2 separate regions of the Homo sapiens genome follow, and region 2 is linked to region 1. A link is a contact called in ENCODE Hi-C or POLR2A ChIA-PET data. All regions are on one chromosome and are shown on one strand. Each heading gives the region's core, a stretch centred on a gene start or an enhancer-like site at or near the end of the contact. The rest is flanking DNA. Distances are from core to core; before and after follow the strand shown.

Region 1 (4,797 bases), core at 429-2,928:
GGAGGCCGAGGCAGGCGGATCACTTGAGGTCAGGAATTCGAGACCAGCCTGGCCAATATGGTGAAACCCCGTCTCTACTAAAAATACAAAAATTAGCCGGGCCTAGTGGCGGGCAACTGTAGTCTCAGCTACTGGGGAGGCTGAGGCAGGAGAATCGCTTGAGCCCAGGAGGAGGAGGTTGCAGTGAGCCAAGCTCACACCACTGCACTCCAGCCTGGGCGACACAGCGAGACTCCTGTCTCAAGGAAAAAAAAAAAAAAAAAAAAAAAGGCAACATCCAGCCACAATCTAAGTTATGAGTCAGGTGTACATTTAGCGACTTGAAGAGATCTTTACATACACAGTGGGTTGCAGAAAACAAGAGAATACGTCCAGAGGACGCTGATAACAATGTTATATACATTGTGACCTCAATAGAGGTTTTGTTGTTTTCTTGGTTTTTTTCTTTTCTTTTTTTTTTTTTTTGTTCAAGAGGAAGGGTCTCGCTCTGTCACCCAGTCTGGAGTGCAGTAGCGCGATCATGGCTCACTGAGGCCTCGACCTCCTGGGCTCAAGTGATCCTCCCGCCTCAGCCTCACAGGTAGCTGGGACTACAGGTGTGCACCACCATGCCTAATTTCTTTCTTTTTTTTTTTTTGGTACAGTGTCTCACTATGTTGCCCAGGCTGCTCTTGAACTCCTGGGCTCAAATGATCCTCCTGCCTCGGCCTCCCAAAGTACTGGAATTACAGGCGTGAGCCACCACACCCAGCCTTCAAATATATATATTCAAATAATACATATCTATTTTCAAATAATATATATTTTTTTAAAGAAGGGATACGGAACCAAGAAAACAGTGACATTAGAGGCGTGGGGGTGGCGCAGGCTGCCGGGGCGTCGGGAGCACTACCCAGAGGAAGGGGCTTTCTGTAGGGTCTGACGCGGCAGTCCTGGAGCAGAGCGAGGGGCCAGACGCAGACCCGGGGGGTCCTCCGTGGCGAGGGGGTCCTAGGGGGTTAGGTCCTTGGGTTCAGAGAGGGTGGTGGGGACGGGACAGCACGGACGACCGCATTCTGGGGACCCGGCCGCGGAGGGGTCCGGCCAAGGCGGGCCCTGGTCAGGCGCACACAAGCTCGCCTCGGCCTCCACGTCCGTCCCCTACAACGCGGCCGACCGCGCGGACGGGCGGTACGTGCACGGCGCTGGACGAGGAGGCTGCGCGCAAGCTCGCCTCAGCCTCTGGAGCTGCGGGCCCTGCACGCCCTCGGCCCATCCCCGCGAGCCGGAGGAACGAGTGACCACCACCGCCAGCCCCGCCGGCCGAGTGTCCCTGCCCAGCCAGCCTGCGTCCGAGCGCGGCGCTCCTCGCGGAACCCGCCCCTGCTCTCGCCCCGCCCCGCGCGGCCCCGCCCCCGTGTCCCTCGGCCCTTACAGGCTGGCTCCGAGGCCGCGCCCGGCGGGTCAGCCAATGGGAGTGCGGCGCGCCCCGCGGCACGTGGGCTCCTGCCCGTCCCGGCCGGGTGCGAGCTGGCGGAGCTCCTTGGCCCGGAGCGCGCGGGGCGGGGGCGCGCGGGGCAGGCGGGACGCGGGGCGGAACGGAGGCAGGATGGGGGCGGGGCGCTGGCGACATGGCGCGCTGATTGGCCGGCGCCGCGCTCCAAGGCTGTTAACGGCGTCTGGGCCGGGCTACGGCTCCAAAACAAAGGGCAGGCGGCCCGCGGGGCGGCGGCGGGAGGATGCCTCGCGCCCTGCCTAGGCGTTAACGGCCTCAGCGCGTCCCGGGCCGCGCCGGGAACGCCTGAGAGCCGAGCCCGCGCTGACCGGGGCCCGGGCCGGATGGGCGCTGCGGGCCGGGGCGCGGACCGCGGAGCGGCCGTGAGTACGGGCGGGCCTGGCTGCAGCTGCGCGGGCGGTTACTTTGTGGCCACCCAAGGATACTGTGGCTGCGGGCGGGCCCGGGAAGCACCTGTTGGGCGTCCGGGCGGGCGGGGGCGCGAGCAGGGCGGGCCTGTGACTTTTTTGTTCCGTTTTGGATTTTGATTTGTTGATATTGGGCTCACTCCGTTTTGGCACAGACAACAACGCCTAATCTTTGATTCCCCCGCCGTTTCTTCTCTCCACCTCCCCCGCTGTCCCTCTTCTCCCGCCCCGCCGTGAAAAGATAGGGAAAATGGACAAGATCCCTGATTTTTGGATTTTCCTTCCTTAAAAAATACAGCCTCAACTGGGCAAGGAAATGAGGGCAAAAGAGGTCTCCTAGGAATGTTTATCAGAAAGGCGGAAAAGCTTTTCAAGTAGCCACATAAAGATCATGACTAAAATGGAGCGTCCTCGGTATTTACCACTTGTGGCATAGGTTTCGTTAACAGAGATTGCAAAAGCCTGAGCTTCAGAGATCTAAACAGGGTCCGCCTCCCCCATGCTTGGCTCTGATTGACATCTTTGATGTCCAAATTATGTGCTGAATTCTAAGGATGGAAAAAAGGCTGAGATTCTATTTTAGGCAGATAATGAACATGGAAGACATCAATTTCCCCGCCCCACGCTTTTTCTGTTCCGTTGCATTTCTTCTTCCTCTATCTAAAACATACCCACCTTAACCTGATGTTTCCTTTGCTAAGAATGTTATTCTTCCCACCCACCAGCCCCTGACACTCCTAATTCCCTACTCAGGTCCCAAGACTAGGTTTACCACCACTGGGGAGACTTTCCAGGCACCTCACCTGAGCAAGCTATAGATGTGACAAATGTTTGCTGAGCCCCTGCCAGGTGCCAGGAGCTGTGCTTAATCCTGATGTCATTTTGTCTTACAATCATGCACTGGTCCCCCTCAGGGCTCTTGCGAGGCAATGGTAGTGGCATGTTTGAGGAATAAGAGGATCTCCAGGACCTTCATGGTGTTTCCTCTTGGGCCCTACAGGGTAGAGTCTCATCTACTTGTGGGAACCCCTACGGGTTGGGCCCATATTGAGCATTTATATAATAACTGAGCGCTCTTAATTACCAATCTGAGCAATAGTCTTCTTTTAAAATAACTTCTTATTTTGGAAAAACTTTAAATTTACATAAAGGTTGCAAAGATAGTACAGACAATCCCAATATATCCTACACCCAGTGCTCCCTATCCTTACCCCATCCTACACTGCTGTGGTACACTTGCCAATATGAAAAACACCTGGGTGCATTCTTGTCACTAAACTGTGGGTATTAAGCCTTTTCACCTTTGAATCACTGTAATTTATAAAGCCATTTCTCTGTTTGTTTCTTTGTTTGAGACAGGGTCTCACTCTTGCTCAGGATGGAGTGCAGTGGCACAAACACGACTCACTGCAACCTCCACATCCTGAGCCCAAGTGATCCTCTTGCCTCAGCCTCCCATGTAGCTAGGACTACAGGTGCACACCACCATGACTGGTTAACTTTACATTTTTTTTTGTAGAGACTGGGGTCTCACTTAATGTTTCCCAGGCTGGTCTTGAACTCCTAGGCTCAAGTGATCCACCTGCCTCAGCCTCCTGAAGTGTTGGGATTACAGGCTTGAGCTGCTATACCTCACCATAAAGCTATTTTCTTTAGGTTGAGAGCAGTGTTCCTCTAACATCTGTTCTTGATTCTTGCCTGTCTTCACTAAGTTCCACCAGCACCTGTGTCAAGGGGCAGGGATGCAGGAAAAGGGAAAGAGGCTACCCTATAGGTTTTTTCCTTTTTTCTTTCTTTTTTTGTTGGTTTGTTTTGGTTTGTTTATTTCAACAAACAAATTGGTTTTTTGAGACAAGGTCTCATTCTGTCACCCAGGCTGGAGTATAATGGCACTGTCTCCACTCACTGCAGCCTCAACCTCCTAGGTTCAAGCCATCCACCTGCCTTCTGAGTAGCTGGAAACACAGGCACACACCACCATACCCAGCTAATTTTTTGATTTTTCTGTAGAGACAGGATCTCACTCTGTTGCTGGTCTCAAACTCCTGAGCTGAAGCGATCCTCCCCCCTTGCCTCCCAAAGTGCTGAGATTATAGGTGTGAGCCACCACCCCCAGTTAGTTTTGTTTTGTTACTTTATTTGTTTATTTTTTGAGACAGAGTCTCGCTCTGTCTCACCCAGGCTGGAGTGCAGTGGCATGATCTCGGCTCACTGCAGCCTCCACCTCCAGGGTTAAGCGATTCTCCTGTCTCAGCCTCCCGAGTAGCTGGGATTACAGGCATGTGCCACCACACCCAGCTAATTTTGTATTTTTAGTAGAGACAGGGTTTCACCATGTTGCCCAGGCTGGTCTCAAACTCTTGACCTCAGATGATCTGCCACCCCTCAGCCTCCCAAAGTGGTGGGATTACAGGTGTAAGCCACAGTGCCCAGCCTTGTTTTGTTATATTAGAGAGACAGAGTCTTGCTTTGTCACTCAAGCCTGGGGTACAGTGGCACAATCATAGCTCACTGCAGCCTCAACCTCTTGGGCTCAAGCAATCCTACAGCCTCAGCCTTCTGAGTAGCTGGGACTGTGGGTGTGCACCACCATGCCCAGCTATATAAAAAAAAAATTTTTTTTGGTAGATATGAGGTTTGGGGTTCTCACTGTGTTGCCCAGGTTGATCTCAAACTCCTGGCCTCAAGTGATCCTCCAGTCTCAGCCTCCCGATGTGTTGGGATTTACAGGTGTGAGCCCAGCCTACCTTGCAGTTTGTTTGTTTGTTTTTGTTGTTGTTGTTATTTTTGAGACAGAGTCCCACTCTGTCGCCAGGCTGGAGTGCAGTGGCGTGATCTCGGCTCAGTGCAGCCTCCGCCTCCCGGGTTCAAGCGATTCTCCTGTCTCAGCCTCCT
Region 2 (4,813 bases), core at 2,184-4,683, 70 kb after region 1:
AGGCACAGTGGCTCACACCTATAATCCCAACAGTTTGGGAGGCCAAGGCAGGAAGATTGCTTGAGTCCAGGCGTTGGAGAACAGCTGGGGCAACAAAGCGAGAATCTGTCTCTACAAGAAAATTTAAAACTTAGCCAGGTGTGACAGCTCACACCTGTGGTCCCAGCTACTCCAAAGACTAAGGCAGGAAGGCAGGTTGAGGCTGCAGTGAGCTGTGACAGCACCACTACACTCCAGCCTGGGGGACGGGGGAGACTCTGTCTCAAAAACAAACAAAACAAAAAACAAAAAAAACCGGCCGGGCAAGGTGGCTCACGCCTATAATCCCAGCACTTTGGGAGGCCAAGGCGGGCAGATCACGAGGTCAGGAGATGGAGACCATTCTGGCTAACACGGTGAAACCAGTCTCTACTAAAAAAAAAAAAAAAATAGAGGGCCAGGCACGGTGGCTCACACCTGTAATCCCAGCATTTTGGGAGGCCGAGGCGGGCGGATCACCAGGTCAGGAGATGGAGACCATCCTGGCTAACACAGTGAAACCCCGTCTCTACTGAAAATACAAAAAATTAGCCGGGCGTGGTGGCAGGCGCCTGTAGTCCCAGCTACTCGGGAGGCTGAGGCAGGAGAATGGCATGAACCCGGGAGGCGGAGCTTGCAGTGAGCGGAGACCATGCCACCGCACTCCAGCCTGGGCGACAGAGCGAGACTCCGTCTCAAAAAAAAAAAAAAATGGTATCTTATTGCCACAAAGAGTCTGTTTTGTCAATCTTATGATTTCTATTTCTTTATTTTTATTTATTTTATTTATTTTTTTTTTGAGACGGAGTCTTGCTCGCTGCCCAGGCTGGAGTGCAGTTGTGCAATGTCGGCTCACTGCAAGCTCCACCTCGTGAGTTCACGCCATTCTCCTGCCTCAGCCTCCCGAGTAGCTGGTACTACAGGCGCCTGCCACCACGCCCAGCTGATTTTTTTGTGTATTTTTAGTAGAGATGGGGTTTCACCGTGTTAGCCAGGATGGTCTCGATCTCCTGACCTGGTGATCCACCCGCCTCAGCCTCCCAAAGTGCTGGGATTACAGGTGTGAGCCACCGTGCCTGGCCCCTTATGATCTCTATTTCAACATTAATGCTGGTCAGTTGTTGTGTCTAAGCCACAAAAGGGAGGGGGATATAACAAGGCACAGCTGATCTCTATCCCATCATGGCCAGGAACTCAGTTTTAAGGTTTTCCTGGGGTTCTCTTGGCCACAAGGGTGTCTGCTTAGCCAGTGGGGGGACTTAGGGTTTTATTTTTAGTTTACAGGGAGGAGCAGGCTCAAGAGCTGAAAATCAAGAGTTCTGTTTAAGGCATATTAAATTCGAGATGTCTGGCCCGGCACGGTGGCTCACGCCTGTAATCCCAGCACTTTGGGAGGCAGAGGTAGGTCGATCACTCGACGTCAGGAGTTCGAGACCGGCCTGACCAACATAGTGAAAACCTGTCTCTACTAAAAATACAAAAATTAGCATGGGCATGGTGGCAGGCACCTATAATCCCAGCTACTGGGGAGGCTGAGGTGGGAGAATTGCTTGAATGTGGGAAGTAGAGGTTGCAGTGAGCCAAGACGGCACCATTGCACTCCAGCCTGGGCGACAGAGCAAGACTCCATCTCAAAAAAAAAAAAAAAAAAAAAAAAAAAATTTGAGATGTCTTTCAGTCCTCCAGTGGAGATATTAAGTAAGCCACTAACTACACAAGACTGGGGAAAGCAGCTTATAGATGACTGGGAAATTATATCACCCACAGAGAATGTTTATGGAAAAGAAACGTATGAGATCTGAGAGAAGGGAGGAGGGTCCAGAAAGGAGACTGGGAAAAGAAAGACCGCTGAAGTCGATGGAAAACAAAGAGCATGTGAAATCCCAGATACCAAAGAAGGGCTTCAGAAGGAGGGAGTGGTCAACAGTGGGACATACTGTTGAGAAGCCCAACAAAATGAGGACTGAGGCTGCCCAGACGCGGTGGCTCACGCCTGTAATCCCAGGACTTTGGGAGGCCGAGGCAGGTGGATCACCTGAGGTCAGGAGTTCGAGACCAGCCTGACCAACATGGAGAAACCCCTTCTCTACTAAAAATACAAAATTAGCTGGGCATGGTGGCGTATGCCTGTAATCCCAGCTACTCGGGAGGCTGAGGCAGGAAAATCTCTTGAAGCCGGGAAGCGGAGGTTGCGGTGAGCCAAGATCTCACCATTGCACTCTAGCTTGGGCAACAAGAGCGAAACTGCGTCTCAAAAAAAAAAAAAAAAAAAAATGAGGACTGAGGATTGAATACTATATTTAGCAACAAGAAGTCGCTGGGAACCTGAAAAGAGAGGCCGCTGAAGTCGAGAGAAAACAAAGAGCAGGTGAAATCCCAGATACCAAAGGAGGGCTTCAGAAAGAGGGAGTGGTCAACGGTGTGACATACTGTTGAGAAGCCCAACAGTTCTGGGGTCGAAATTCTGACTTGAGTGGTTTCAAGAGACTCAGAAAACAGCATGAAGCCACTAGTCTCTCACTTGTTCTTAAGAGAAACAACACGGCGGCAGCGGGAGGGGAACGTGGGACGTGGGGCACGGGGCACGGGTGGATTTTTAAATTTTATTTATTATTTTTGAGACAGCGTCTCGCTCTGTCGCCCAGGCTGGAGTGCAGTGACACGATCTCGGCTCACCGCAACCTCCGCCTCCCGGGTTCAAGCGATTCCCCTGCCTCAGCCTCCCAAATAGCTAGGATTACAGGCGCCCGTCACCACGCCCCGCTAATTTTTGTATTTTTAGTAGAGACGGGGTTTCACCGTATTAGCCAGGCTGGTCTTGAACTCCTGACCTCAGGTGATCCGCCCGCCTCGGCCTCCCAAAGTGCTGTGATTACAGGTGAGCCACTGCGCCCGACCTGGTTTGCTTTAAATTAGAAGGCTCTGCAGCACGTTTGCAGGCTGATAGGCATGAACCAGAACACAGCGAGACGTGAAGTACGGAAGAGGTAGAGACTACTCATTCAAGGGCGAAACTCGCGAACAGACGGGGGACGGTCCGGGCAGAACCAGAGTAAGGAAAACCGGGCTGCGCTCGAGCCCGCAGCTGACGTCATCGGAGCCGCGGCCCCGGGAGAGCGCGGCGGCCCGAGGGTCATTACCCTGACTGGAGACAGGGCGGCAGCTTCCGGGAGGAAGTGACCTTTGGGCTGTGCTCTGGGGAGTAGCTGAGAGGGAAGGCGAGCGGCGCGCAGTGCGGGACAGGCGGTTCACTGAGGCAGAGTGGAGCGCCGCTCCCGACTGCGGCTCAACTTACATTTTGTCCTTTTGGTGCTGTCGCTTCCCCATGGCGGAGCGGCGGCGGCGACTAGCGAGCACGAAAAAACAACGGCTGACAACTCAGACCATGGAGCCGCAGCCGAGTTCCGTGACCACTTCCGGGTTCCGCGGCGCGCCCCGGAAACGGGCGCCTGGCGTGCTGGGAATTGTGGTTCGCTAGCGCCAGGTGCTCATGCTCGGAAGGATCGCCTGCCCAGTATGGGGTCCTAGCTAGGTGTGCCATCTCCCGCAGGCGTCTTTTCGGGGCCGAGCTCCCTCAGCCTCGAAGCCCCATCTTCTTGAGGGGTCTGTCTGGACCGCCTTGTCTACCCCCCTAGCCACGGCTCAGGGCCATTCCCATACTGGGTTCTCAGGTCTTATTTATTTATTTTCGAGACAGGGTCTCGCTCTGTCGCCCAGGTTGGAGTGCAGTGGCACAATCACAGCTCACTACTGCCTCGACCTCCCAGGCTCAAGCGATTCTCCCACCTCAGCCTCCCGAGTAGCTACGGGCACGCACCACCACACCCGGCTAATTTGTTAATTTTTTGTAGAGACAGGCTCTTACAATGTTGCCCAGGCTGGTCTGGAGCTCTTGAGCTCAAGCAGTCCTCCCGCCTTGGCCTCCCAAAGTGCTGGGATTACAGGCCTGAGGCTTCGCGCCCGGCCAGCGCTCAGGTCTTTTTCAACGTCCTCCTAGAGCTTCAAGTCTCATGAGCCTCCACCCCATCCCTTCCCGCCTCCGTGGCAGATGCCTTCAAAGCCATGTACCACTCTCGTTCTACTCGCTCACTTCTCATTCTCTCTGCATATTCGGTCCCCACCGCCTCCAGGCCCCTCGGAGGCCCAGCAGCAGGTGGCCATCAAGCCTAGAGGTCCAAAGCCCTACCTGATCCCTTCCGTCTCTTCTGCCAGACCCTTCCCTTGGGTCAGATCAGTACCTTGGGCCCCTAGCTACACTCAGGCCCAGGGTAATCTTGCCTAGGCTCCTAATTTTAAATGCCATTTGTATCCCATGACTCCCAGTACTAAGTCACCAGCACTCCAGGTTCCTGATCTCCACTTGGGTAACCACTGATCTGAAATGTAACATGTCTGGATGGGCGTGGTGGCTCACGCCTGTAATCCCAGCACTTTGTGTGTGTGTGTGTGTGTGTGTGTGTGTGTGTGTTTAGTAGAGACGGGGTTTCACCATGTTAGCCAGGATGGTCTCGATCTCCTGACCTCCTGATTCGCCTGCCTTGGCCTTCCAAAGTTCCGGGATTACAGGCGTGAGCCACCACGCCCGGCCAATCCCAGCACTTTGAGAGGCTGAGGCAGGCGGATCACTTGAGGTCAGGAGTTCAAGACTAACCTGGCCAACATGGCAAAACCCCATCTCTACTAAAAATACAAAAAATTAGCCTGGTGTGGTGGCACACACCTGTAATTCCAGCTACTTGGGAGGCCGAGACAGTAGCTTGAACTGGGGAGGCAGAGGTTGCCGTGAGCCAAGATT

The links. Hi-C counts contacts between places; a loop is a spot of excess contacts on that map. ChIA-PET counts read pairs that join two places held with the same protein, here RNA polymerase II (POLR2A). Pooled maps may share reads with other maps.
Region 2: a loop to region 1 is called in a map of B cell, with 19 times the contacts of the local background. The contact joins the promoter of PPIL2 here to the promoter of YPEL1 in region 1. A Hi-C loop is called at or near these places in 8 of 168 maps with a recorded cell type or tissue (B cell, CD4-positive, alpha-beta T cell, CD8-positive, alpha-beta T cell and 3 more), 12 of 37 single-sample maps with no recorded cell type and 22 of 50 pooled maps. POLR2A ChIA-PET finds 5 or more read pairs at or near these places in 12 of 52 experiments (CD4-positive, alpha-beta memory T cell, Caco-2, GM12878 and 7 more).

Annotation. Positions count from the first base shown.
Region 1 is chr22:21,732,675-21,737,471 of GRCh38, reverse strand. YPEL1 (yippee like 1) reads left to right here and starts at 1,678. Exons shown (of 5, transcript NM_013313.5): 1 at 1,678-1,857. RefSeq lists silencers at 1,110-1,959, 1,980-2,029.
Region 2 is chr22:21,664,632-21,669,444 of GRCh38, reverse strand. PPIL2 (peptidylprolyl isomerase like 2) reads right to left here and starts at 3,433. Exons shown (of 20, transcript NM_014337.4): 1 at 3,314-3,433. The coding sequence starts at 3,345. RefSeq lists enhancers at 2,997-3,046, 3,117-3,356, 2,591-3,501.